Regions from separate parts of the Homo sapiens genome. Here all the other regions are linked to region 3. Evidence: chromatin loops called from intact Hi-C (ENCODE). Cell type or tissue: dorsolateral prefrontal cortex. All regions are shown on one strand.

Region 1 (8,000 bases), 250 kb after region 3:
CAAGGAAATCAAGCATATATAATCGAGAAGCTGAACTCAGAAGCACCAATAAAAAGCCAAGATCTCTTTTCTAACTAACCAGACTTGAGTCAATTCTCAGATCTATGATATTTTAAAAGGAAAGGCATGATTCCCTTGTAGAAAGATTTTGCAACATCATGGAAGGGGTATACAGTAGTCATTCACTTGGTCCTCTCTTAAAAGGGTCCTACAGCCATTTCCTCCGATAATGGGAAAAAAGAAATATTTAAACCATTTGAGAATTGCTGACATTGATATCTCGAGACTAAAGCATCACATCATAACTTTCTTTGTTAAAATTGAGGCAAATGGGCATATAAAGGCAAGGTAATTAAGGAACTCCTATCCCCATTCCAGGTTACATGTGGCCATGGACGTATCTAGTGATCATTTTCAGCTACCTGGTAGGTGACAGAACCCCTATATTAGTTCCTTAGCCTCTGAACTATATAATGGGAAAAATCAAATGTGAGGAGGGGGTGATTTTTGGAGATTAGAGTCACCCTTAAAAAGATAAAAAGATGGAGCGTGGTAGTCTCCATAATATCCCCATTTAACTAACTAATCTGATCACTTCAAAAATGAGACAGATATTGATTCATTATGGTGTAGCACTGAAAACACCAAAAAATATTTTCCCTAATGCTTCTGAGGTATCAGATGTGGTACCTCTGATAGAACAGAGGAACATAGCCTCATGTAATGGATATGGAACCACTGTGTTGTAAATTACATGCTAATGTCTTCAAGAGAGCATCTACCATCAAAGAGGTACCAACAAGTCAATAGACAGATTGACTTAGCCGTTTGACAACAGCCAGTATCTTCCATCAGCCACCCCAGTAGCTGTGGTGCCAGGAACAGAGCTGTGTGTGGACAAAACAGCACAACATACCATTAAAAGAAACCAACGTTGGGTCACTGATACAGAAAAATTCTTCAAAGAATTCCACAAAGCAACATTGTGACAAAATGGTTTTTTTGTTTGTTTTTTTGTGAGGCAGAGTCTCACTCTGTTGACCAGGCTGGAGTGCAGTGGTGTGATCTTGGCTCACTGCAACCTCCACCTCCCAGGTTCAAGTGATTCTTGTGCTTCAGCCTCCCAACTAGCTGGGCTCACAGGAGCATGCCACCATGCCCAGTTAATTTTTGTATTTTTAGCAGAGGTGGGATTTCACCATGTTGGCCATGCTGATCTTGAACTCCTGACCTCGAGTGATCTGCCCACCTCAGCCTCCCAAAGTGCTGGGATTAAAGGCATGAGCCACTGTGCCCATCCCAAAATTGTTTTATTAGACACTTTCTATCCTGGCAGAAGTAGCCTTTCTTCTTATCTGAAATAGATACATTTTCCAGGTATGGGTCTGCATTTTCTGCACACAAAGCTTTAGCCAGCTCCATTATCAGAAGGCTTACAGAGTGTTTATTCAAATGGCATAGCATAACACCTAAGATAATCTCAGACCTAGAGACCTTCTTCACAGAAAAGCAGATGTAGAAATGTGCTCAAGATGATGCCAAGGCTGTCTACCTGAGAAAGCTCTGGGATGGCCTTTTGAGGAGGCCAGATTAGAGAGAATATTTTGCTTGGACGGGGTACCATTCTCCAGCATTCAATCTACACTCTAAACCAATGACTATTATATGGTGCTTTGTTCCCAGTGGATAGGAATATATAAATCCAGAGACCAAATGATAGAAGTAGAAGTAGCTTTACGTACTTCCCAAGGGCCCGATTGCAGAATTTTTCCTTTCTGTCTCTGTAACTTTAAGTAATGTGGATGTATTCTCAGGGGAAAACACTTCAACTGGGTACACAGTAAGAGTTCCATTAAACTTTAAGCTGTGATTGCCACCTGGTCACTTCAGGCTCATCATGCCAACGGCCCAGAAGAAAAGCAGAGGAGTCATTACCCTGGCTGGAGTAACTGACCTTGATGATCAGGAAGAGCTAGGCATCTACCTACCTACCTATGTTTGCTATAGAAGCAAACAGCAAAAAGTATGTTTGGGACCCAGGTGATCCACTTTGCCATTCCATGGTTCTCCCTCTGCCCAATTTTGACAGTAAATGAACAAGCAATGCTACTGTAGCCTGAAAAGGGCATAGAGACCAGTTGCCGGAGCCCCAGGAATTAGGATTTGGGTCACTTCACCAGACCTACATAGATGATAGCCCAGGGTGATGGAAATACAGAATGAAAGTTAAGAAGAGAATCAATGAGTAACCTCAGGAACAACTGCTACATGGGGCTACAGTCTGTCTAAAAGAAACTTTCTCCTGTAAGTTTCTTCAGGACAAAGACTAACCAAAATCTTTCTTTGAGGTGCTGCTCCCAGATGATATGAATTGACTGCATGAAGTAAGGAGATCTGAGAAGCACAGGGTTGAGCCCTAATGGATGCTGTGATACCCCACTTGATCCCTCATTTGGCACCACAACATTCATTCTCCCAGCTGAGAAAGTGTTGGCTCCTTTTGGCCCCCACCTGGGTCTATCGTCAGGAATAGCCCTCAGCTGAAAGAAGTTACCTTGCTCAAGAGTTTGTCCCTTTCCTAAGGCCAGCTAGCAGAGAATGACTTGTTGATGTAGGGGTCAAAGTTTCAAACCCTTTCTTTGATTTGAGACAAATATGAAGAGCCATCCCAGCTCCAGATGTTCCGTAGGATCAACTGAGCTTCTGTTGCCACTGCATTGTAACTTCTCCTTCTGTACAATTCTGTTTCTCTCATTCTCTTACAGGTGTTCCCAAGAGCACTTTCTAATAAGACTCCTGGATGCAGATCTTCATCTCAGAGTATTTCTTGGGGAACCTGAAGTAAAACAGTGCCCTTTCATTTTCCTGCAACATTTCCATTTCCTAATTTATCTTCAACTTCTTCAATTCTATTCCTATGGAGCTAAAAGTTCTAGCTGTGTTTGTGCCGTGCCATACAATTTTCTTTATTTCTTTTCCTTTTTTTTTTTTTGAGACAGAGTTTCACTCTTGTCACCCAGGCTGGAGTGCAATGGCGTGATCTCGGCTCACTGCCACCTCCACCTCCCGGGTTCAAGCTATTCTCCTGCCTCAGCCTCCAAAGTAGCTGGAATTACAGGCACCCGCCACCAAACCCAGCTACTTTTTTTTTTTTTTTCTATTTTTGGTAGAGATAGGGTTTCATCATGTTGGCCAGGTTGGTCTTGAACTCCTGACCTCAGGTGATCCACCTGCCATGGCCCCCCAAAGTGCAGGGATTACAAGCATGAGCCACCGCACCCAGCCTAAACTTTTCATTTTAAATTGCCTACTTTCTGGCCTCTTTAATCTGTCTTCCCTTCTTTTTCTCTCTAATGGTTCCAACATACCTAGACTTTCAAGCTGACATTTCATCGATGATATAGGGGCAAAGTTGACACCTTTGCTAAAAGCATTTTTTTATAGTCTTGTGATATTTCTCCAGGTTAAGATACTATTACAGGGTACTGTTGCATTGATTTATATACTCTAGGGAAAGTACTTGGGAAGAAAATCCTGAAGGTAGGGCTTCAACAGAAACTAACTTAAAAAAGACAAAAATGCCAGAGTCTGAAACTTACCTTTTCAATCTTTTTTTCTAACTAGCTTTTGTTTTTAAACCTTCCATGCCCAGCAGTTCAAATATTCAACTGTAGATTCTAGAAACATTTGTATTTCTTTCCCCACCATCCAAATCTGAGCAGATTTAAGACATTCAATAAAGTAATGTATACAATCATCTAGCTTCAATTTGCATTTTCTTTACCTCTTTGTGCTGTTGCTTTCTCAGAACAGACAATACTGCTATTTGATTCTATGTTATCTATTCATTTGTTTGATTTAATCAAGTAGAATAAATGAAGACTTTTGAAGGTTAAACTGATTTGCCAAAAATATCAAAGGGAAGCTAATGAAGACAAGTTAGAAACATACATAAAACATAATAAGAATTCTTTCTTTAAGGTTTGGCACCAAAGGATTGTAAATAACTTGAGTGTTTTGAACTTGATTTTCTGCTGTGTTGGCTGCATCTTGTCATACTCTGCACCCCACAGAGCTGATTTGAGATGGAGCCATCCCCAGCTTCAAAGACAGCTTTGTTCTCTGAGCAGCTCTGCCTTGCACAGAATGGAATGAGAAACCGCCTTTGTTTTTGCGTCACAGATTGGCTATTGTTCTTTTTGTCACAAAGATATGATGCTACAAAGTTACATTCTAACCATCTTTGTATCCTCGGCTAATCAAGTAACTTAGCTTCTCTGTGCCTCAGTTTTCTTATGTATATAATGAAAAATTTAGGCTAGTTTCCTGAACAGTCACTCCAAGCTTTAAAAAAACCACATACACTAAATAAATGATACATAAAGTGCCTTCCCCCGTGCCTAGAACCTAATAAGTAGTCAATGAATGTTAACTTTTATTATTATTATCACATGTACATGAATTGAAGCTTTCATGAAGAAGTTAGAAGAGAATATGTCAACCAAAAGTAGATTTGGATAGTTTTAATAACATCATCAAAAGATAAATTGAAAATTGTCAGATTAATAGACACTTTTTTCTCATGTGCATTTTGAACTATATAATTTTATAAAATAATAGATTTAAAGATAGATAGAATTTGAGATACGAGATTTAAATCCATTTCAATCCAATTGCACTGCCCAAGTGTGTAATTTCTATCTTTCAGTAGCTCATGCAAGGAAATTGCGGGAGCTCAGGTGTCCAAAGTATACTTGGATCCAACACAATGTCCTTCAACCAAAATTTTCTCAAAGACTGCTAAACACGTTGGGCATGGTGGCTCACGCCTGTAATCCCAACACTTTGGGAGGCCGAGGCGGGTGGATCACTTGAGGTCAGAAGTTCGAGACCGACCTGGCCAACAGAGCGAAACCCCATCTCTATAAAAAATACATACACAAAAGATTAGCTGGGCATGGTGGCAGGTGCCTGTAGCCCCAGCTACTTGGGAGACTGAGGCAGGGGAATCACTTGAACCCAGGAGGCAGAGGTTGCAGTGAGCCAAGATCGCACCACTGCATTCCAGCCTAGGCGACAGAGTGAGACTCCATCTCAAAAAAGGAAAAAAAAAAAAAGACTGCTAAACATTGTCAATTAACTCATGCTCATGAACAACTGTACAATATAAGTTCAGAATGAAATCAAGTTTAACCTAGACAAAAAGCATCTCTTTATTTTTTATTTATAAACTGGATCCTATCATAGAGCCTCTAGGAACATACACAAAGATGAAACAGAATTAATTGACTGTCAGATCATTTGTTTCATGATTTCATAACCCACCCTGCTGATACTCTAGTATCAATTAGATAAGTGACTTATTAACCAGATAGGCCTTTTGCAAATTCCCCTGCAGGCCAACAAATTTTATACTTTTCCATCAGGAAGAGTAAATCAATTTCAGAATAATGGGCATTTGAATAAAAAAGAATCTATACCAAAGTTTTTCTTCTTATTCTCAAATGCAGGATCTCTTAATGGTAGTCCTTTGAAAGTCTCATGACCCAAGAGAGGATGCAAAAAAAAAAAAAATTTGATATCTAGAATCTGCACATTATATGACTTCATGTAGCTAAGTTAATAGTTTGAATTGCACTTAAAAAGTATACTATTGCCCTGAGATGACTCGAGCAACCAAAAGGCAGTTAAATTATCTTAGTTTATTATAGTCCAACTGCAGGTTTGAATAAATACACTCAACAAATGCTGATCAAATTCTACTGTGTGCTTGTTGCTAGATAGTAATGGCCACAATATGCCAGAGTCTGAGCCTTGAAATGTGGTCTCATTTAATCTTTACATGTCCCAAAAGAATTATAATTTTTATTCCTGGGAAACTGAGGCACAGAGAGGTTAAGTAACTTGGCCAAAGTCTCACTGCACCTGGATGGTAGAGCCATGATTCAAATCCTTGTCTGTCTTCTGACAAAAATTTCCTGCCTCACCTTTATTCTTAACTACTTCCTCTTTTTATCATGCAATTGGACTAACTCATTGTTTAAACGATCAGGAGCACTGATGTCTCACAAACATGGTCCAGTTTGATTATAATGTGAACATTTTATAATTCTTAAACTTCTTAAAAACTGGATGCTGAAAGGTATTTATAAAAATGCTTAATTTTACTCTAGAGAAAGATATTCACAATCTTATTTTATCTAACATTTTGTCTTCTGTGGATGGCTTGTAAGAGTTTAAAAACTAGTCAGATTTTATAAGTTTTAGTAGACCAACACTAGTATACAGAATACTAGTGACTTTTTTTTTTTTTTTTTTTTTTTTTGAGACTTAGTCTCACTCTGTCGCCCAGGCTGGAGCGCAGTGGTGCAATCTCGGCTCACTGCAAGCTCTGCCTCCTGGGTTCACACCATTCTCCTGCCTCAGCCTCCCAAGTAGCTGGGACCACAGGCGCCCGCCACCACGCCCGGGTAATTTTTTGTATTTTTAGTAGAGACAGGGTTTCACCGTGTTAGCCAGGATGGCCTCGATCTCCTGATCTCGTGATCCGCCTGCCTCGGCCTCCCAAAGTGCTAGGATTACAGGCGTGAGCCACCGCGCCCGGCCGGAAGTACTGTGACTTTTTAAAAAAAGATATTTGACAAATACCTCTATCATGCTGGGGCTGAGCAAACTTAGGCAACTTACTCTGCCACTCTGAATTTCTCTCTTCTTATTATGATTTCTCATATCTGTCCTACTTCAGCTGTTCAGTCATTCCATGAATATTGGCTTTTTTACTGTTATTAGTTACCTGTGGCTGCCATGATACATTTTCACAAACTTGATGGCTTAAAACAACACAAATTGCTTCTCTCCCAGTTCTGAAGGTTAGAAGTCCAAAATCAAGGTGTCAGCAGGGCCATGCTCCCTTCAGAGGCTCTAGGGGAGATTCTATTCCTAGCCTCGTCCATCCTCTAGTGGCTGCAGCCTTCCTTGGCTTTGGCTGCATCACTCCAGTATCTGCTTCAACTTCCACATTGCCTCCTCTTCTGTTCTGTTTTGTCTCCTTTTCTGTCTCATATAAGGTTACTTTTTATTAGACTTAGAGCCCACCTGGGTAATCCAGGATGATCCCATCTCAAGATCCTTAACTACATCTAAAAAGATGCTTTTTACAGATAAAATGACACTGACACATTATAGGATGGGAGGGGCTATTCAATCCACTATATACAGATAAAATGACATTGACACATTATAGGATGGAAGGGGCTATTCAATCCACTATACCTATTATATTATTGGCCAGGCACTGGTCTTGTGTGCTAGGGCTAGTTTTGGAGAAACAGGCATGATTCCTATGCTCATGGAGGGCAGTTTAATTGTGGTTAACCCTTTGGAAATCATAAAATACTACAAAAATGGAAGTTACTTTTCCTTTAAAATCAATATCTCTATTTCCTTTTCTGCTTTTTATCTCAGTATGCTAACCAGTGAAAAAGTATTGGATGTCATACGAATACTATGCTTCATCTGTAACTGGAATACATGTAAAAAAAAAAAGCTAATCAATAATAAGGAATAGTCTGGAAATAATTTAAAGAAGCTTTAATCAGAAACAAATGTTGGTGAGGATATTGCCAACTAGAATAAGAATAATGATACTTAATGTGGCATGATTTGACCCAAGATAATTTGTAAACAAATTAAGTTTGGTCTGGTTTAGGTTACTAGATTAAGAAGATATTATCCCTCCAAATGATGCCCCATTACATCATTTTTACAGATTAAATTATTTGGGTTTTTAAGGCTTCTCATTATAATAACCAACCCACTAACCCCCAACACACATACTTAAAAGTTCTAAAAAGAATAATGCCTTGGCTGACAGGCTAGCTATTAACACTGGGAAGAAAACAGTTTTGTTCCTTGATACTAAAAGTTTGGTCCACAGATGAGCATCCTCAGTGCCATCTGGTAGCTTGTTAAATAAGGAGTCTCAGGCAACTCCTAGACCT
Region 2 (8,000 bases), 160 kb after region 3:
TGGGTGAATTTTAGGGCATTCTGGTTGGTCGCAAACAGGTCCATCTAGAGCACAGACACATGGACAGTTGGAATGCCCAGGGAAAAATCGTTCTCCCAACTTGTATACAAAGCCGCTGTCATCGACACACCCTTTCCCTCGATAGTCATCAAAGATCAGATTGTCATTACTGGAGATCTGGTCACCTTCATCAGCAGGATAGTCTTCATGACTGATAGCAGCAGAGGTGACCAATCCAGGGATGACCAACAGAAGTATGCAAGCTTCATGAATATGAAGAGCCATCCCCCTCTTCAAAGACTTCTGGATGTGCTCCTAATATTAAATATACTCAGCTCCTTCCATGGGAATACAAGAGGGGTAGGCTGAAAATAAATATTTAAAAAGAATAATTTGACATATATAAAGTGAAGATAGATTCATTTAAGCCCACGCTCTTAAACTGTTTGGGATCAATTTGAAGATACTAAGTCCTCAAATAGACTAAGTTCATGCAACTATCTGTGCCTTATTGTGAGGTTTGGAGAGTTGATACTTGGCAATATATGCATTAAAATTTGTCCTTTTGGATTATTTTATATAGGAACCTTCAGCTTGAATTTTCCTTCTGAATTTCATAGGTCTGGCTTTATCTAAATTGCAAAGAAATGGTTTTACTGAGCCCCAAAATGTGATCCAAGGAGTAACTTACAAATAGCTCAAGAATATTTGAACTCACATTTTCTATTATTCTTTAAACTGGACTAGTCAGTGATGGAACATATGTTATAATTATCTGTGTCAACTCAAGAGATTAGTGAGAAAAAAATCTAATTCTAAAGGAAAGGGAATAAACCAACAGTTGAATATAAATTATATTTAGGAAGGAGCTACTATAAAGGATTTCCTACTTATTTATGCCCATAATTAAAGAACAACAATGGCGTCAACATCAGTTACCTGTTTAAGTGAATGTGAGTCTGGATTTTTGAAATAAAGTTGATAACAAAAACAACATAACTATTCCATAGTGATTAAGAGAAAGAAAATTTGAAATAATAAATAATACAAGAGAATTCCATGTGCTTAAAAGAGTTTGTTAAAAACAAATTTATTTGTATTATTGTCCACATTATTTTACATAGGAAGGAAGCTCCTAGTGGGCAGGAAAGATCTATCTATAAATTTACTTCACAGTAACTTGAATCTAGTATATATGTAATATTATTTAAATTAAAATTTGCAATATAATATAAATACAATTTATGAGATCTTGAAAACATAACTCTTGAAATGTCAAAAATATTTACATGTACAAAATCTGCACAAAGATGCCAGCATAAAATTCTTTATGGAAGTTGCTTAAAACTGTAATTAAGTGTTAACCATTCATAGAAAATATGCCTTATTAATTTTGTGACACTGACTCTTGTAAACTCCACTTAGTATTGGTGCTTGATGTGAAGTGTTGGGAGTGGGCTCTTATTTAAATATTTAGAATAACTAAATCACACAGAGGCTCTGGGGAGACTGTGACTTTAGGGAGTAATAAATAAGAAAAAGTATTGTCAAATAGCTCATTTTTTTATTTAAATGCTATTGGCTTCATGCCAATAACACTAAGATGGTATACAGGACATTTTCAGGTCAGTTATAAATGTTATACATTGGTTTATTTTCAGATTATATTAAGAGCAATGATAAACCATCTCTTTTCAGTCTAACATATACAGACGATAACAAGATAAAGATGACATTAGGAAACTTCATAAACTATTATATTTGCATTTTAAGGTAGATATACAAGTTCTAGTAATAGTAAAATGGAAGGTAGTATGCCCTCTTTCTGGAGAAAGCTGATATCAGAATTACTCTGATATCCTCTGATATTAGAATTCCCTTTGGGTAGGTAATAAAGCCGATGATTTCTTATAAAATATGTCAAAAATAATAAGTCATGACAGAACAAGAAAATGCAAACCTATAATTCTACTTGAGAATCTGGAAGCTCCCTTTGACAAAGCATTTTTTTCTCTCAAATTACTACAGAGATAACAAACATAACAGAAGCTTCTGAAAAAGCATAAATATAATTTACTAATTAAAGCAAGCATTTATACATCACATATTTAGAAAGTTTATCTTGGAGGAAAAGAAAGCTACTGTGCTTCCTTATAATATTCCAGCAATATCTGTCAATGCATGCAAGATAAGCCATATAAAATACACATATGATTCTGCTTCAAAGGGACATAGGCAGAAAATGATCTCTTTGTAAGCCACAGGTAGGCATTAATGTGTTAGGTTATGGTAAATGTAAACTTAGAGGTAAAAATAGGAATGTAATATCTACTTTATATAAACATTAAATATGTTTTTATTATATGAAATATATCTTAAAATCTGCATGGTAAAAAACAAGATTTTATTTTCAATATAACAAAGTTCTTAGGCTATTTTTTTTTTAAAAAAAAGCCTTCATAATTGAGCTGCCCTAGTACAATTTAAGATACTATTTAAGAGAAGAAACATGGGATAAATCAAATGTAATGTTTATCTGAAGATTTTTAAAAAGAAAGCAAACACTGCTAAACTGAGGATCACTTCCCAGCTTAATTTTCCCCCCCTCCCCATATTGCTACAGATGATTTAAAATGACTGCATCTATTTCTTTGAGAAAACAAACATAATTCATGTCATAAGATACACTTACCTAATCACTCTGGAGGTTAATGGTGGTGGTAGGGGTCACAGCCCAAAATGAACTAAAAGGTCAGGTATGTTTTAAGAAAGCAGTTCCTCTTTAATTACCCAAAGAATACATTTTTTAGGCATGAATTAAAGGCAATCCATTCTCTCTACCTCCCATTTCAAAACACAGTAAAGAAGCAGTCTCCCGCCCTTCCAGAAAGAAACACAGCAGACACATATAAGAAATTTGCTTTGGACCTGTCTTCAGAATTCAAAGCAAGAAGCAAAGCTGGTCCTGTAGAAATCCAGACCCCAGTAGCAGAATCATGTTGAACTTATTTTTAGCATTTTCTTAGATCCTTCTATGAAATTTCCCGGCTGATTACGCCTCCTCCACACATGAGTTCACTTACACAGTGTTTGCTACGGCAGTAGAGGTGATTTGGCTAGGCTCTGAGGATCACAAACAGCAACAGCATGCTGTAGCTTAAAGCCCACTCCGCTGGCAATACCATCACCATCGTCCACAGTGTGTTGCTTGAATCCCCTCTTACACACCGGAAAATACTAACTGTGGATGTGAAGGAAAGGAGCAACTTTAGCTGGGTTTCTGCATCAGTAAGAGCAGTTTGCAGATTGCTGATTTGGAGCTCATTCTGCCGGCAGCCGGGAATTCCTCAGCACCACGGACAGCGCCAACAACTGGCTTCTGAGCCCAGCTCTGTCGAAATCCCAGAGCTGCTTTAGACGAGGCTAGAGTGCTCTCCAAGCAGTCGCACTTTATACAGCGGATGCGCGCATTAGGAGGGGTAAAGACATTCTACGTGCGAGATATTTATTTGCATTGAAATTGCAATTAATTTTTTTTGTATAAAATTGTATACCTAACGCGTTCTTGGATGGGCTGCAGAGATGAAAGTTCCAGAAGAGGCTTGCATTTAGATTTAAGCCATCTGCAGTCCCCAATTATTATTAATAGATAAAGCATAATCATTGTCAAACAATCTGTGAAAACGTATGCTTGTCGATTCTATTTGACCCTTTGGTGGCAGAAAGACTTCCCTGGTGCTGCATGATTAAACTTCAGGTCTTCCTGCAGCTTGGATCTGATTTTTTTTTTTTTTTTTTAAAGTAGCCAGGTTTTCCTGCAGTTTGTTCTCTAACATTAAAAATCAATCTCCTGTAATTCATCTAGTCTGTCATTAGGCGTCATTGTAAAGCTGTTTCTTTCAAAACCCCTAGCAAAGATGCCGTGTCTCTAAATTCTTATCAAAATGAGAGAGAAAAAAGACCCTGACACAAATGGGTGAGCATAAAGTTATTTTTTTATTAGTAACAGTATGAGCACTAAAATATATGTCCAAAGCATGTTTTAAAGCAGACTGTAAATGTTACCTGCTGGCACATTTAACCAGTTCTTTGCTGGTTTGGGACTACAGGAGGCATTTTCAAGCCTTAAAGGGAATGCCCTCTGCAGCGGGATGTGCTGACGGTCAAGACCACGTTCGAACTGTGCCGTCAGAGCCTCCAGAAAAGAGAATCTCCCCGTCGTGAGAAAACACAACCGTGTGTGCCTCGTTTTCGTGGCCCATCAATTTGTGAATCTCCCCAGATTTAAGATCTAGCAAATGGATAACACCATTGCCACTTGCCTGAGCTAAAACTCGACCTGAGGGAGACAGAGAGGAGAGAGAGAGAGAATGAATCAAAGTTTTATTTCAAGTGTTCACAGTTTATAAGCAATGAAGCATTCTATTTTTTTCAATTATCATTCTGTGTTAGGGGTCAGTTATTAAATATGCAGTAGCTCCTGTAGGTATAAGAAATAAGTTGAGTCAAAATTAAGACACATCAATAATTAGGTTATAAAATTTTCTAATTGGGACATAGAGCCTAATGGTCTACCTCCTTTATATGCAGATTTCATCAAACATCCTACTATTCTTTTATATTTGTGATTAATAAAGCATTTCGAGGAGATGAGATTGAAAGCAACTATGCAAGGCAACTTTCTTTTTCAAATAAATTATATGTTAGAAAGTTTTAAAAGGCATAGCTTTCAAAATTTATGGAAAACATTTGTATTCTTCTTTAAACTTATTTATAATAATTATGCTAATCATTACTTACAACTCAATATACATTCCTGCTTTAAAAATTGTGATACTCATGAACTCAACAAATTTTTTTGAAGCTGAAGTGGAAATAAATACTTCCATTTCAAAATGACTTGAGAGTTTTTACTCTAGCTTAGAATTCAAATTTTGATAAATTAAATTTTTTTTACATAAGATGGCTAAATACAGCACAGGGTATTTGCATAATTTTTGTATCATATATTTTTTAGTGGCTCATTTCCTCAAAGTGAAAACAAATCAGGGATCCAATTTTAATTAATATTTTTATTAAGGAAGTCCAGTAACAAACTATCATGGGACTTGGAGTTAAGTAAAACAATAGGATATGTTTACATAAGCTCAGTACTTAGTGTAAATAAGTATGACATTAGTACTATCCATGGGATTATTTAATCATACTTAGAAGGCATATTATTGTTTCAGTAATAACATTTAAAATTTATTAAACTCTTTTAATGTGATAGATACTATATTTAGTGCTTGATATGGATAATTCCGTATGATCCTTATATTTAGTGCTTGATATGGATAATTCTGAATGATCGTTACAGTAATCTAATGATAAAGAAAATAGCATTAACTATTTAATATTTTAAATAGTTAGTACTAATAGTAGTAACTAATATTTTAAATAGTACTAACAGTATTAACTATTTAATATATTAGTTAGTATTAATAGTATTAACTATTTAATATTTTAAATAGTACTATTTATCTGTATTTTAAATAGTTAGTACTATTTAAAAATGCTTAAATATCTGTTATGTAAAAAATGCCTCCTCTATGTAGGTGAAGAAATAGAGGCTTGGAAAGGCGAAGTAACTTGCTCATAATGACACCCTAGGTATAGAAGGAGCTAGCATTTAATCACAGCACTTCGAATCCAGAGCCTGGGCTTTTAGCCATTGCTTTCCACAGCCAGCATAGCATTGTTATCAATGATGCCTTCTTGACAGATTTTAGGTAAGTGATATATTGTGAAAATAGCATTGGTCCATTTTATAATAAGAATTCTAGAATTATATCACCATAAAAGCTATAGTGAAATATTTAATCACAAATTTTACCCCCAAACATCATGAATACCTCTAAAACAGAGAAAAGTTATAAAAGTAAAGCTAACCATGATAAATACAACCTATTTGCAAACCTTTATAACTACTGGGCTTCTTCATCTAGAACAAAACCTGACACAGCAAAGATCCTTAGGATGGATTAGAGTGTCCAAAGCAGCAGATGTGAATATTTATTATAAACCATTTTCTACTAAGTCTTTGCTGACAGAGGCATTACATATGGATTTCACTTCCAACCTCACTCTATAGGCAATTGCTGTTTGTGACTTTCCCAAATAACTTTTTTTCTTGTAGTCTTTATACAACAGCTGAAAAGTGGGGTAAACACTGATTTCTATTTGTGAAACCAAACAAAACGAAACAGAACCAAGTCCATAAAGAAAAAGAAAAATATTTAGCTTTAAATCATTATTCACATCTCTAAAAATAATAATTGGAAATATTTATGAAGGCTCTGGTAATTTCTGAAAGTTTGTTAAATAAAATACAGAAAATGATATTGGAACCTCATATTAATTCAACAGCACCATGCCTCAGGTGTTCCAAAAATTTGTTTTTTCAAGAACAGATTTTGGTCAGCAAATTTATTATGCGGTTTTTCAAGTTTACCTGAATTCATTTTCAGAAGATTGCAAGACTGAGTACGTATCGTAACTAATTCCTAAAATGAATATAAGTTTATAATCATGTTCAACTTCATTTACAGTATATTGGATTATTACACGGCATGTAATGTGTGACTTAAAAATTAGTTTTGCTGGGAACAGGGATGCTAACCTCTTTCTAAGTTAGAAAATGTTCAAAATTACTTACCAGGGTGTGTCAATTGCTACATTAGTACTTTAGTATCCAATTGGTTTGAGAGAGAAGAGGTACTCTCAGAAAGAAAATAAAAAATGCCATAGTCTCATTACTGGTAGCATCTCCACAAAGTGGAGCATTTATAGAGAAAGTGTTTATACAGAAGTGCATGGGTATCTTTTTAAATCTCCTGGTGATTGGCAATGAAAAACAAACCACACTGCAAATCACTTGTCATCTGAATGTCAGGGTCTTAATGACAAATTTAGGGAGGATAAAAGATTTAACTATATCAGAACTTGGTCAATGGAATGAAAATATGGTAGAAATACAATTTTAAATAGCGTCATGAGAACTTACGTGAAACCTGAACTAATAATGTTCATATTGAAGTAAATATGTCTCTTTAAAAAATGTGAAATTAAATAATTTATTTTTACTTTAAATCTTTTATTAAAATATTAAAAGCAAAATATTGTCTTGTAACATGTAATTTCTGAACAGATTATTAAGTTGTTATTTAGCTTAGTATTTTAACAAGAATAATTATAACAATTTATGAATACACACATTCCATAAAAATCACATGAAATAAATTTGTGATTAAAAACAGAGTAGTTTACCAATAGGTTAAAAATAAAAATGGTCAAAATTGATTTATAAAGGTATTTTAAAATACAGATAAATGTTTAAACATCTGTTATGTAAAAAATGCCTTGCTTTTTTTCTTTTGTTAACATTCAAGTTATAAGGATGTCATACTTTTCACAGAATGGAAAGAAAATAAACAGTCTAGGGAGAAGATTGATTTAATTTTGTAACTGCTATTTTTTATACAAATAACTCAGTATATATCAACACTGAGTGATTATGACTCCTTCATATGTCTTAAAATATATAATCAATACTTATTTTTATCTGCCAAGACTTTCAGAATATTTTCATGTTTAGTAAATCAATACCTTTTCTGTTGACCAATAGGACTCAATGAGGAGCATATGTTGCTGTCCATTTCACTCTGTTGGATGAATTTGCCAACTCCTTTTGGCTTTGAAGACAAGAATTAAATTTCTCCTAACCTCAAAGTATTGCTCTGCTATTAAATGATTCAATCTAATTTTATAAATTAGAGGGTCTTTCAAAGTTAGTTCCAAATAAATTTATAACTTTCTTAATACAATATAGTTCCTTTATATGCTGTATTTATTTTAATAAGTAGTTTCACTAATATCTTAGGCATAACAGTTTCAATTGAATTTGTTATAAAAACTTGAATATTTGAATATACTTACTAATTTAAGCATTATTAACAATA
Region 3 (8,000 bases):
AGAGCTTAGTACGGGGCCTGGCTCAGAGCCAGCACTCAATAATTATAGATTATCGTTAGCATAGTATATGGATCTGGGGTCAGGAAAAGACTTTTCCTATCACTTACCCTGTCACTGCTGGCTTATTTGAGCCTCCTCTCGGATCCCCAAGTCAGCAATGCCTTGCGTTATGAAAAATGAAAATGTGTGCAGGCAAATGCAAAAGCTAATGCTTCATTCTAATTGAATACAGCTCTAATGACACATGTACTTTCAAATGATAGAAGTAACCGAGAATTAGTCATTAAATAATGAGGGTAGGGAGAAAGGAGAAATGTGGGAAGGAAAATATACCACAAACAATGTTTGCTGGTTAACACACTTTATATTTAACAAAATAATTTTTTAATAATATATTCTTTTACACATCAAATATTGTTGCTAGAATCCCCTTTTTACAGTTTAGTGTTTAGGTTTTTTTTTTTTCTCACTAGTTTTCAGGCACGCCATTTTTCAAAGATTTTAGAAACTGAATCGTTTTTAATAGGCATCAGCTGACAAACAAGATGTTGATCCCTTATTTTAACATAGCTGTTGTTAAAGCCGAGAACCAAAGGCGGAGGAGAAATAGGAGTACAGAGATGACAGTGTGGCTGCAAACAAAGACTTCACAAGAAACAAACAACAGATGAGACCAGAGCTCTGTTGTTCAGAGTCTGGAAAGAATTTCTCAATGACCTGGGTAGAAGGAAGTTGTAAAATGTTTATCAGTTTATGAGAAATTGTCACAGTATAGGTTCATCTCTCCCTAAAGGGGGAAAAATGTCAGTGCTACAAAATCTTAAAGGAAACAGCCTGCAGTGAAACTTTGAGAAAAAGAAAATCCAACAACAACAAAACCAACCATAAAAATCCCTCTCTCTAGCTGGTTATCAGAGGCCACAGAACAGCCTGCTTTCTGCAAACTCTCTGAAGAGAGATCCTTAATGGATGTCCCATTCAATTCTAGTAAATTCTTGCTGTGACTCTCGCTGTGCCAATGCTTTGATGCAAAATTTCTGCACTTCAGCTTCCCAGTTGTACTCTCTTTCTGTTTTCTAAAAAAGGACATAGTAACTCCTTAATAATAGATAAGGTACTATGCTGCATGGCTCTATTAATGATATTTTCTGAGTTTCAAACCTTATTCCTGTCATTTATTATTATTATTTCTTTCCAAGAGTGTGGATTTTTGAAGTTGGCAACAGGCAACCTCGGGGCAAAGAAAGCTCTATAATACATCTCTGTCTAGACATAAGCTAAAGTGTGGAATTCCTTTACTTTTGAGTGCAGACATAAATCATGCAGCATTGCTCATGAATGATTCATGACTGTCTATATGATGTATCCATGGTGGCAAATGAAAGGCACCAACCTTGCTGCAAATTGGTGTTCTAAGGGAAGGTGGCTTGATGCTCTTCCTCGGGATGGTGCCGGCATGGCTATTTGTATCATAACGCAAGCACAGTGTGCATAAGAATGTCAGGTCTGACTCGTCAGCACGTTAATTTTGGAAATGACAACTCTTTCTTGATGACAGCAGATGCTTCCAGGGAGGAGAGGCTGACAATTTTAAATGAAAAACCAGTTGACAAGACTCAAAAAAATATGTTTCCTGAGGGTGGGCCTATAGCATTAGAAGCCTCACTCTCTATGGAGAAGACTGACCCCTTGGAAATGCTGACTGTGTATGTCCCATAGGGATCAGAAGCTCACAAAAGCCACAGGTGCTGCTAGAGCTTGCCTACTGTGTCCCCTGCCAGAAACCACTCTATACTGATTATTCTAGACCACTGGTTCTCAACGAGGTGAAATTAGGCCCCTCACTCCCACTCCTTAGGGACATTAGGCAATGTCTGGAGAAATTTGGTTGTCACCAGTTGCTGGGATGTTGCTAGTGGATAGAGGCCAGTGATGGTGCTAAACATCCTAAAAGCACACAGGACAGCCCCCACCAACGAATAATGATCTGGCCCCAAATGTCAATCCTACTAAGATTGAGACACCTTGCTCTAGAATATGGCTCTCCACAGGAGCTATGGCAAAGCCCAGGTTGGGGGAGCAGAAAAAGAAAGAACATTGATAATAAAGACAACTGTAAAGTCTCTTCAAGGACCCTATCAGATCTGTGCCAGGGTTTTTAGGGCAGGAGCATGGAATAAGCGACTAACTATGCCATGTGGTTTCAGAATTGTTAATTTTGCACTTGAATCGAGGTGGCATCAGATACCCTGTGTGTTTTGTTTTTTCTGTTACTATACTAGCAGCATTACCAGGGCAACCTAGAGACTCTTCAAAGGTTCACTTTAATTTTTCAGTATCTAATATATACATTTTAAAAAATGTTCAACAAATGGAATTGTATTGTGCAAGACTCACTCTACCCTAATCTTTAATTTAAATCAGCACTTGAGGTGGAAAGGGTGTCCTGAATCTGTGTTTCAGACATAGGGCTGAGTGGTTGTTACTACAACATGGCAAACACAGTCCCGAACCACAAAAACTGCCAGTGTGTACTACTGACTTTTAGCCAAATCTGAACTCAAAAGCCAGAGATGTTCATAAGGATTTGGATTCACAGTGGGTTTTCTCACCCTGGTTCTGGTATTTATATTGCCTGATGACAGTGAGTTTAGAGTGTGTTTAGCTACAAACCAAACTCAAATTTCACATCATGAAAAAGTCTGATGATTAATGCTACAATTTTAAAGATCTGTCTCTCTTTGGATTCTTTAGTTGAGCTTATGGTGTTCTTTACGTAATAGATTTTGATTGGCAGTTTCGAGGTTTTCCATATGAAATGTGTGGTTTGTAAGAATTAAATTGTGAGCCCCCACGTAATGGACAAAGTACTTGTTCCCAACCCTGTCCAGCAATAGGCCCGTCTATGTGCCCACCCCTCTTTCCTTAGTCTACAGGGCATGATTCACCCTAGGGGAGCAATTGACTGGATGCTCTTGTGTTTCCCAGCTCGGGAAAGATATTTCCCCTGACATTCCTTTACCAAACTTTTTTTTTTACACAACTCAAAACTTTACTGTGCAGTCAAATTTAGCCCCTTAGACTCTAAAAGTGAAAAAACAAATATTACAGGAGAACAATGCCATGTACAATGTACAGAAGAGTAAAAATGAAGTAAACCAGGGGACAGTGAGCTGGTAGGTCAGAGGCATTACCAGGGAAGGAGCCTGTGCAAGGCTATTTCTTTCTTTTTGTTCCAGCAATCCAGTCGTCAAGTCACCATCAAGCATTGGTAAATACAAAAGCGATTTAGATAGCTATATACTATATATATTTTATATAGCAAGAGAGAAAGAAATTTCCTCTTAGGAAAATATTCACTTTTGTCAACCCTAGAAAGTTTTGCTGGTGACCCTGTTGTAGCTGGCAGGAGTTTGTTTGTTTTGTTTTGTGTTAAACATGTGCAGTGTTGAAGCCATAGCATCCTTTCCTAAGAACTCATCATTGGGTGGAAGTTTGTCCTACACAGTCTGCTTGCCTTGGCATTCACGTTTCGAACACTGAGCAGGCTTCCACCAGTCCCCGTTGTGACAATGACAGATGTTACATTCGTCCACTTTCACTTCAATGCCAGCTGGAATTATCGTCGTTCCTGCAAAGCAGTTTGGACCTGAAACACACAGATACATTGATTAGTTGATTAAATCTGAGAGGCTCCCTTTCTCCCCACCATCCAAACCCAAGCCCCAAAGCCATAAATGAGTAAGTCAGACTACTCTACTGACTTATCATCAAGGAATTTTCTAGCCATCTCCTTGAAATTCAAAGTTGCAACTCTGCTACCTTTTGCACACAGCTCATATTTCCCGTGTATATTGTGAACTTAAATAAAAAGAGACAATCTTCAAAAAAAATCGTATTTTCTGCTTCCTGAGTACATGCAGTTTTCTAAATTTAGGTTCTGTGGGTTAAACTGTATTTGTTTTGTCCTCTGAGGTGTAAAGGCTGCCAGCGTATGCTCTGAAACACGAGGGAGGGCTGACATGGTCGGCCTCAGATGGTGGCACCCTTGGCCTGTCCTTCTCTTTTCCTGTGGTGGGTATGAGACAATAAACTCGCTCGTTCCCCAGTTTCAGTGCCTCCCCAGCCCAGTTCCTGGAATCCCCAGCTTGTTTCTTGATAACAATGAATAATTCATGACCAGATGATTTATTCATGTCCTGAACAAGCTTTGTTAGAGGTTCATTTGATTTTTATAAATGGACTTCCTTTAATCTGCTGGCTCTTTTTTTTTTTTTTTTTTTTTTAAAGAATGACCCAAAATAGTGGGCTTTTGAAAGTCAGCAGGAATTTTATTTTACTTTTTGACATTCAAAAGCCTTATTGAAAATGTCCCCTGCTCATTATAGATGAATGTTGAAAAAATTCACCAATTTCAGGTTTTTAAAAATTTTTTCTGTCTTTCCCTCCTTTTTCTTACTTTCCCCTTATTTTCTTGCATTTTTTGACCTTCCCAACGTAGGAATATCAGTGTTCAGTGTTAGTTGTTATTACTATAGTTCCCAAATTCAAATGGAAAAAAAAATTGCTTCCCAAAGTGCACTGGATTATAGTAGGATGGTACAAATTGTTCTTTCTTTGAAGCAATTTGGTATTAAGTCTCTGAGGTACACATTTGGGTAAAGAGAGAGAATGTTGAGTTGTGTCTACCAGTGATTTATTAACCTGGCATTATTGGCCACTCACCATAACCACTACAAAGTAACATGGCAATGCATATCAGTATCAGTGCCCTACTTTCACTTTCTTACCCCCTTGATAAGCAAGACTGTCTTTACCATCAAATAAATGAAATCTGGGGCTATGTGTAGTTCCGCTTCATATTTGGAGTCTTGCTTTTTATAAAATTATAATTAATTACAACATATACTTATCAACACAAGGCTATTCAATATGTTATGGTTTTAATTGCCCATTGTTTCAGAGCTCCCAGACCTCAATAGTGCATACACTTACCAGTGGTGGAGTTCCTATGCCTTTCTTCACTCTGTAACACAAACACTTGGCATGTGCTCAAGCGTGAAGAGCCATGCAGAGCAGGAGGGAAATAAGGGTCAGCTCTGACAAACAGCTAGCAAGCTGTCAGCCTTCACCCAGAAGGGTGCTTCTTGTTCATTTTGTTGTTGTTGTTATTGTTTTTGAGATGGAGTCTCACTCTGTCACCTAGACTGGAGTGCAGTGGCGCAATCTTGGCTCACTGCAACTTCTGCCTCCAGGACTTGAGCAATTCTCCTGCCTCAGCCTCCCAGGTAGCTGGGACTACAGGCAAGCGCCATCACACCTGGCTAATTTTTTGTATTTTTAGTAGAGATGAGGTTTCACCATGTTGGGCAGACTGGTCTCGAATTCCTGACCTCAGGCGATCCACCTGCCTTGGCCTACCAAAGTGCTGGGATTACAGGTGTGAGCCACCACGCCTGGCCTTGTTCTGATTCTATGATTCTAAGCCACTGGCCATCCTTATTGCTGATTATTTAAGGGCTACAATATTAATTCCATAGGTCTTGGGATTTAAGTCATTGTTCGATAGATTGGACTGCCTTTGGGTCTACAGCTCCCTGGGAAAATTCAACACTAAACCACGAATTTGTTCTGGACTCAGAACTGAGGGAGTCTTCAGAGAACTTGGCAGAGAGGTTTTTCCAGAATGTAGCTCATTCTCCTGGGGCCGTTGTTGACAGACCTCTCTCAGCCCAGCCAGTTCTAGGCCAAACAGGGTCTTGCCAGGGCCAACCTAGCTTTAATAATCATACTAGAGTGAACTACCACCTATTTGCCTGGAGTCAAACCGGAGGAGGCAGTGGTTCCTCTTGCCACCTGTCCCCTTGTAACCAAGTCTGTTTACCCCAATTGTATACTTTTAACTTTTCCACATGGGAAAATAAAATTCTAAATAGTGGTTTTAAAAGAAGTCCCTGAACCAGGCAAGATATTATCCAGTAAGAGTTTTCCCAGCTTCTTGAGAAGATTTGGATATTCGACAGTCAGAAGAATCTTAACCGTGTGAGCGTGCGTATGTGTGTATGTGTGTGTGTGTGTATGTGTATGTGTAGAGACATGCTACTGGCTCACGGGAGGCTGGGTAATATCAGTGGCACAATAAGAGAAACAGGCAGGGAGGAATCTTTGTGAAAAGAGAATTCTTACAAATTTCTATGCTTATCCTGAAGGGATATTTTACTAGAGCTCTGGTTTTCATATCCACCCCTTTCTGCATATGCTGGTATCGTACTACGGTCAGTGTGTATTTGACTAACCTCTATACACCATTTCTTAAGAGTCATTTAGAATTTGCTGCACTCTCAGCTCAAGAAATATTAATGACTGTATATTGATTGACAGAATGCAAAGAAAGATCTTTGCACGTGCCAGGCCTAACCAAAGGCACTTCTGTAAATCATATGGTAAGCTCTTACCTCTACCTGATGGCCAGAGGTATTTTACAGAATCAAAAATTCCTGTTTGATCTCATTAGCTTTAGTAGTACAGTGATTTTTTATTAGTACCTGTCTGAGAACCTTAGGTGTAACTACAGAAGTCTCAAGTTTGCTGTTAATAGTCTTATCTGCTTAAAAGTAATTTAGATAATTGTCAGGCAGAATGGTTGGCACTATTTAAAATGATTCTGGTTTTAGCCCTTCTTCCTTAATAGTGGTGACAGTAAATGCAAATTTGATTTGAGCATATGAAAGCCCACCATGAGTTCTTTACATAGGAAATCTACCCTTCTATCTACTGTCTACCTTGTATTTGGGGACTGATTTCTTTTTGTCTTGGTCGAAATAAGGGAATACGTTTCTTAAAAGAGTGAATTCAATGGCAAAGCAACGTATTTTAATGCAGAGGATTTGGAGAGACTCCAGAGGGGAGCAATGAAAATGATTAAACTGAAGGCTGGCAAATAGGACCTCTGAGAAAAGGTTAAGGGGATTGGAATTATTTAATCTAGAAAGAGAAGATGGAGGAATAACTCAATAACTCTCAAAGAATGAAGGCTTATTATGTAAAAAATGGTGAACAACTGTTCTCTCCTCCTTCTGGGGTCTAGAATAAGAGAAAATGGAGACATATTGATTCTCAATGAATTGAACACACTTACACATCATGTGAATTCTTCAGAGGACTGAGAACTGAATGTAGTAGTTGCCAGCAATGTGGTGAGGGCCTCTCTTTTAGTGATCTTTAAGAATATAGGAGGTAGGCTGGTTGTGGTGGCTTACACCTGTAATCCCAGCACTTTAGGAGGCTGAGGCAGGAGGATCACTTGAGCCCAGGAGTTTGAGACCAGCCTGGGCAACATAGTGAGACCTTGTCTCTACCAAAAACAGAAAGCCAGGAGTGGTGGTGTGCACCTGTTGTCCCAGATACTGGGGAGGCTGACTGTGGAGAATTGCTTGAGCCCAGGAGGTCGAGGCTGCAGTGAGCTAAGGTTGTGTCAGTGCACTCCAGCCTGGGCAATACAGGGAGCCCCTGAATCGAGAGAGAGAGAGAATGAATATGAATGAAAGAAAGAGAGAATATGAATGAAAGAATGTGAATGAAAGAATGAAAGAGAATGAGAGAGAATATCGGTCTTATCTGTCAGGTATGGTTTAAGTTGTCAGATCCTTGAAGACAGGAACTGAAGGTTTGTTATTTCTTATGGTCCAGGTCTACTACTGTGTCTGACAAATATTAGGAAAGTATAAATTTGTTTAACTGAATGAAATAGTATAAACTAATTATATATTGGAAGTGAACTTATTTTCTGAACTTAGGAATCAGGCTTTATATATCAAGCCTAGTGTTAGTATTAAATATATAGGAGTATTTGATAATGAATGAAAACACATGGTGATAATTTCTTGAACATTTACTTCAAGCCAGGAATTTGTCTCGTTTAATTATTACAACAAACCACATAAAAAGTGCATGTTCTTATCTTCAGGACACTGAACCTCACAGATAAAAAGTAACTTGCC

Evidence for each region. Peaks named below come from ENCODE experiments on the same cell type or tissue, not always from the same donor. Only the 100,000 strongest peaks of a DNase experiment are listed, where the experiment ranks them.
Region 1: it touches region 3 in a loop (3-fold over the local background); 3 of 110 quality-filtered maps call a loop at or near these places.
Region 2: it touches region 3 in a loop (6-fold over the local background); 4 of 110 quality-filtered maps call a loop at or near these places.

Annotation. Positions count from the first base shown.
Region 1 is chr2:214,325,270-214,333,269 of GRCh38, reverse strand. All of the region lies in intron 15 of SPAG16 (sperm associated antigen 16), which reads right to left. Among named protein-coding and RNA genes, the nearest start is that of VWC2L, 82 kb to the left of the region's middle. In dorsolateral prefrontal cortex, a CTCF peak has its summit at 4,113; a DNase peak (open chromatin) is centred at 4,109; H3K27ac peaks cover 8,000 bases.
Region 2 is chr2:214,406,479-214,414,478 of GRCh38, reverse strand. It overlaps SPAG16 (sperm associated antigen 16), which reads right to left. Exons shown (of 16, transcript NM_024532.5): 16 at 3,978-4,339. The coding sequence ends at 4,164. It overlaps VWC2L (von Willebrand factor C domain containing 2 like), which reads right to left and starts at 3,425. Exons shown (of 4, transcript NM_001080500.4): 1 at 2,693-3,425; 2 at 1-365. The coding sequence starts at 285. In dorsolateral prefrontal cortex, a CTCF peak has its summit at 3,454; DNase peaks (open chromatin) are centred at 3,368 and 4,158; H3K4me3 peaks cover 2,862 bases; H3K27ac peaks cover 1,798 bases.
Region 3 is chr2:214,571,321-214,579,320 of GRCh38, reverse strand. It overlaps VWC2L (von Willebrand factor C domain containing 2 like), which reads right to left. Exons shown (of 4, transcript NM_001080500.4): 4 at 345-3,649. The coding sequence ends at 3,501. Among named protein-coding and RNA genes, the nearest start is that of VWC2L-IT1, 65 kb to the right of the region's middle. In dorsolateral prefrontal cortex, a CTCF peak has its summit at 4,012; DNase peaks (open chromatin) are centred at 3,570 and 4,090; H3K4me3 peaks cover 1,773 bases; H3K27ac peaks cover 3,254 bases.